Regions from separate parts of the Homo sapiens genome. Here region 2 is linked to region 1. The links are chromatin contacts, found by Hi-C or POLR2A ChIA-PET in ENCODE. All regions are on one chromosome and are shown on one strand. The core of a region is the stretch at or near the end of the contact, and the rest is flanking DNA. Distances in the headings are between cores, read along the strand shown. Region 1 holds the start of STEAP1B-AS1 (STEAP1B antisense RNA 1). Region 2 overlaps LOC107986776 (a long non-coding RNA gene).

The links. Hi-C counts contacts between places; a loop is a spot of excess contacts on that map. ChIA-PET counts read pairs that join two places held with the same protein, here RNA polymerase II (POLR2A). Pooled maps may share reads with other maps.
Region 2: a pooled map shows a loop between it and region 1 (6-fold over the local background). The contact joins the enhancer-like site here to the promoter of STEAP1B-AS1 in region 1. A Hi-C loop is called at or near these places in 7 of 50 pooled maps. POLR2A ChIA-PET finds 5 or more read pairs at or near these places in 2 of 52 experiments (AG04450 and H1).

The regions. Positions count from the first base shown.
Region 1 is chr7:22,562,035-22,564,734 of GRCh38, forward strand. STEAP1B-AS1 (STEAP1B antisense RNA 1) reads left to right here and starts at 1,303. Exons shown (of 4, transcript NR_038393.1): 1 at 1,303-1,396. RefSeq lists an enhancer at 1,328-1,829.
Region 2 is chr7:22,884,728-22,887,427 of GRCh38, forward strand. All of the region lies in intron 3 of LOC107986776 (a long non-coding RNA gene), which reads right to left. Among named protein-coding and RNA genes, the nearest start is that of SNORD93, 29 kb to the left of the region's middle. Within about 2 kb of position 1,369, at least 2 of the 41 ENCODE cell types and tissues checked have a DNase peak (open chromatin) inside an H3K27ac peak, as active enhancers do.

The DNA of each region.
Region 1 (2,700 bases), core at 53-2,552:
AGCCCTCCAGGTGATTGTGAGAATGCATCCTAAGACAGAGAACCACAGAGCCACAGAAAGAAGAGGCCCTGTGAAGGGAGACCCGAGGGTATGGAGAGTTGTTGGCTCCAGCTTGGGCGCACTCGTTCTCTCTTTCTGTTTCTTTCTTCCCTCTTCCCTTCTGTTCTCTTTTCCCCTTCCGCCTCCTCTTCCTCCCCCTCCTCCTCCTCTTCCTCCTCCCCCTCCTCCTCCTCCTTCTTCTTCTTCTTCTCTCTCTCTCTCCCTTTCTCCCTCCCTCCCTCCCTCCCTCCCTCCTCTCTCTCCTGTCTGCTGTCATTGGGAAGCTGTGTGGTCAGCCAGTCAAAAAGCAGATTTCAGAGTCAGGAGTTCCAGGGTTCACAGTTGAGCTCCATTCCCTACTGGGTGACTGAGGGCAGTTTCTAAACTTCTCTGATCCTGTTCTGCCCTCTGAAGAAGGGGAAAATAATACATCCTGTGTACGATTGTTATTGGGAATCAATGAGCTAGTGTATGGAAGAGGCTGCATGTGGTTCTTGGTACAAAGAAGCAGATTATTATCAGTTACATGTAGGTGAGGCATCCAAAATGCTAGGAGAAAAAACCTGAGCCTTTACACGGTATCGCTGTGTCCATTGTTACCTTATCAACTCCCATAGCATGCTCACTTTTTTTCATAGAAATTGTCTATTTTCCATGATTATTCAGTGAATCCACAACAATCTCATTCTTGGTTAGGGACTCATTAAAGTGTTATCAGTCTTATGGAATTATTTAAAACCTGTGAACTCCCCCAAATAATGCTTGAGGGTTCCAACCTTCCCTGCCCCCTCACAATACAGCTTCAGAAGCTGATTTGATCAAGTGAAACCACTGTGCCTCCTACTTCATTTTCCCGGGTTTGCTGCTTTTCTAAGTATGTCTCACAAAATGTATGCTGCTCTTTTTTTCTTTTAGTCTTCATATTGTATATTAGATCCCTAGACTTCTTTGTTCTACACATCTGCTGCTCTGTATTCTGACCTACATCTGCATACTGCTTTAATAGAATGGATGTTTGCAGACGTGACTGTGATATTGGAATATGGAAGGATCCATCCAGGGTCAGGAAGCAGCAGGCTGGCTTCATTCTCAGTGTTTGTTTTCTGGGTCTTTGAAGGAGAGGTGTTGCAGGGAAAAAGGTCGTGCATCAGGAAGTGTCATTTAAAAAGGACCTGAGTTGGGCTGAGTTATCAGCAAATACACGCCATGGCTGTGCTCCCCACCCCCCACCGTACACTAGCAGGGCAGCAGCTCTGATTGTCTAACGAGCAGCAGAGCCGCCCAGCAGCAACCACATTAGGAAGGAATCGGAAACCAACGCTCCGCTGGCTGTCACCCCTTACCCACTTGCTGTCAGGTAGAGTACTTGTTTATTATTAATTATCTATTTTCAGTATCCTGCACCTGGGGGTGAACATCATCGGTGCTAAGACTTTTTAGCCTATGGGGATCTCTGCTGAGCACTAAAACCACGGGCTTCCCCTTGGGAAGAGGCAGAAAATACACTTCCCAGGTTCTCACTGCCAGCTCTGACAGGCTGAACTGCAGTTGGAGAAGGAAACTGAGGACTGGGCTCCCTTCCTGTCTCCTAAGCCAGGGCAGAGCTGGGCTTCGGGTGATGGCAGGAGACAGAGAAGCAGGTAACTTCCCTGGAGGGAGCTGAGCAGGGCAAGTCCCCTCTTCCAGGGACATTCCAGGCATGACAGAGGTGCACAGGCACAGAAGCCCTGCTGCTTCGGCAAGCTAGGCTGCTCATAGCTGTGTCTACCCCTTCCCGGGACGTGGACTGTGGGGAGTGTCTATTCAGGACCATCTAGAAGAGTTCAGAGCCTTTCAAACTTCTTTTCAACATGCGTTCCTGACTGAGGACACAGCTCAAAGCTGCCTCTCAGGCTTAGAAACACTTCTTAATTTTCACTGTCGAGGGCTAGCTTTGAGTCAGATCCTTTCACCTCATCAAAAAGGGTGTCAGCACACAAGCGCTCCGAAATTACTCGCTTGGCTTTCTGCTCAGGGTGACTGTGGTAAAGAAGTTACAGCCCACAGGCAAACCCCAGTAATTGGCCTTGGCCTGGAGCCACACCTTGGAAGCCATCTCCCAGCGGGAGTGAAAGGACTGTGGGGACAGGGCATCAATGTCTGCCCAAGGCAAAATAGGGCGAACAGTAGCCTGCCTGTGGCACCCTCCCCACCTCTCTTCTAGAGCAGTAACCTTTCATTTTCTCAGCCTCTGCATGGGAAGTCTCATTTAGGCTCCTTAGTTCACCCACACCTTGCTACGACAAACAAAAAATGATAACCATTACAATATATGGAGTCCTTACTACGTGAGCAGCACTGTATAAGGTGTTTTCCATGTATCATCGTGATCTTCACAACAGCTGCTCAAGGAACGCATCATAATGGCCCCTTTGGAGGGAACTACAGGGACCCAGGGAGGCTAAGCTACCCTTTAAGGTAAAACTGGCCAGGCCAGGATTTGAACCCAAGCCAGCCTGACTCAACAGCAAGTGCGGTTTCCCCAACACTATACCATCTACCATTCCCAGACTTCTCAGGCTTAGGCTATGTCTGGTTTCTACGACATCATAAAATAAACATTATTAATTCATGAAGAAGCAAAGGACGTGAGCCATGGGAGTCATTGGGTAGATGAATATT
Region 2 (2,700 bases), core at 119-2,618, 320 kb after region 1:
CTTCAACCCACCAGTCTATAGCCTCTTGGTCCTCTCTGCCAGCCTTGGCTCTGTTGGGCTTCTCTTTAACTAGGCTTACCTGAGACAACAAATGGCCAAGAGCCATGGGGTAGGCCAAGAGTGCTGTCAGCCTATGCTTCTCTTCTTTGCTAAGACTCCAGAAAACAACACAGCACTTCACGGCATCTCTCGGCAGTCAACCAGAGTTAGAAGCTGGACCTCAGTCATCCACACCACATGCTAAATCATCACCAAATGGCCTCATGATGAAGGACTTCACACACAGAAACCTTCTGGGCATAGGTCACGCCTTCTATGCCTTTCCAGGACACATGACTGTGGCCCCCAGTGATGGTTAGGTGGCTATTACTGAGCTAAGACTCTACAATGAGTGTCTTGCTTCCTTTCTAAAAGAAACCCTACCCTTGGGCCAAGGGATAGGGAAGGGAACAGAAGGGAATTCTAGTTATGGCTGTTCTTTGTTTTAACCAATAAATGGATTTCCATTTTAAGAGCCCAGATGTCAAGAGTATCTTATTATAGTGGCCTCACACAGGCTGGGAATGAAGTAGAAATTAGAATGGTTGTTGAAAACTTTCCGTTTTCTTCTTCTTTATTAAGTCTGATGACTCAGACTTGATCTAGGGCTTTTTGTAACAGCCAGGCACATCCTCTTACATAAATGAGAGAAGATGTAACCACCTATTATAATGCCTTGCATATAAGGGACACTCAACAAACGGTGGCTAATAATATGATGAGTAGAAATAAATATTCTGTTCTGCCTCACAATGTCTATCACAATGAAAACAATTGTGGGAAGTAAACTGTATATTGAAATGTATTACCAAAATCGAAAGTTAAGCAAAAATAGTTTCCATAGATAGCTAAAAACTTTCTGTTTTTCCTGAGCTAAAGAAGAACAAGAAACTAAAACTCCTTTCAGGCACCATTTATCTTTCTGTTAAACATCAATCTGATGTCATGTGGCAAGAGTTTTAGTTTCATTTAAAAATCATTTCTGATATCTTGTGGAACAGAACAATTTCCCTTCCAGAGAAAAAGGGTATCTATTTAGCCAATGACAAACAGCTTCCATTTTCTCCTTTTTTTTAACTTTCTTTTTTTTTTTTTTTTTTTTGTTAACACCACTTTTGTTCAGGGTGACAGTACACCTGTAGCCCAAGGGGATGAATCACAGTAGATATAAATTCCACGTGGTGATTTCCTTCCCTAGACTACCCTGTAGCTAGGATTGGCATAGGACCATTCTGGCCAGTGAGGTATAAGTAGAAGTCTCCTGGGGGCTTCAGGGAAAGAATCTGCTTTCTGATAAATGATGCAAGTGCAAGAGGAGAGTTTGCTTTTGCTCTTCCCCACCCACATCCTGTCTGGGAGTGTGACAGTGCCTACAGCTGCAGCAGCTGTCTTGCAATCATGAATTGACAGTGTCAGAAGCCAATCTGCTGAAAATGACAAGGCAGATGGATAGATCAACATGGGGTCTCAATGGCATCACTGAGTGGCTGCACCAACACTAAATGGACAACAGCTGCAATTCTTGTTTAGCCAAGGTTGAAGGTTCTTAAAATTGAAACTCTTGTCAGTTGAGTTTTATTTGCAGCCAGAAGCAATTCCAACTGATTCACAGACCTTTAATTACTAGTTCAATGACTACCCATACACCCAGTATCTAAATTTAACTACTTCTAATATTTACCACATTTGCTTTTTTCTCTAAGTTTTCAATATATGTGGAAGATAAATTGTAGACATAACGCTTAGCCCTTCAGCAAGTATCTCCTAAAAAGAAGAACATTTTCCTTCATAACCACAAGGCTATTATCCCTCCTAAAAATATTAATGATTCTGTGATATCATCTGAACACTAGTCCATATTCGGTTTCCTTTATCACAAAACACATTTAACACAAAAATGTGTTTTTGTAGTTGGATAAAATTTTCATATAAATGTTCATACAAACGGGACTTGGGATTTTGTTTTCCCTTTTCTTTTCCCTTTTTAAAAAAAATTTAATTAATTATTATTTTTTTTTTATTTTTTGAGATGGAGTCTCGTTCTGTCACCAGGCTGGAGTGCAGTGGTGTGATCTTGGTTCACTGCAACCTCCGCCCCCCGGGTTCAAGCGATTCCCCTGCCTCAGCCTCCCAAGTAGCTGGAACTACAGGTACCTGCCACCACGCCCAGCTAATTTTTGTTTTTTTAGTAAAGATGGGGTTTCACTATATTGGCCAGGATGGTCTCAATCTCTTGATGTTGTGATCCACCTGCCTCGGCCTCCCAAAGTGCTGGAATTACAGGCATGAGCCACCGCGCCCAGACTTAATTTATTTATATTTATTTATTTTTTGAGACGGAGTCTCACTGTGACACCCAAGCTGGAGTACAATAGCACGATCTTGGCTTACTGCAACTTCCACCTCGCAAGTTCAAGCGATTTTCCTGCCTCAGCCTCCCGAGTAGCTGGCATTACAGGTGCCCGCCACCATGCCCAGCTAATTTTGTATTTTTAGTAGAGACAGGGTTTCACCATGTTGGCCAGGCTAGTCTCAAACTCCTGACCTCAAGTGATCCACCCACCTCGGCCTCTCAAAGTGCTGGGATTACAGAGGTGAGCCACCACTACTGGCCTTCTCCTTTTAATAAAAAAGAAACATTCTCCACTCTCTCCGCCTGTG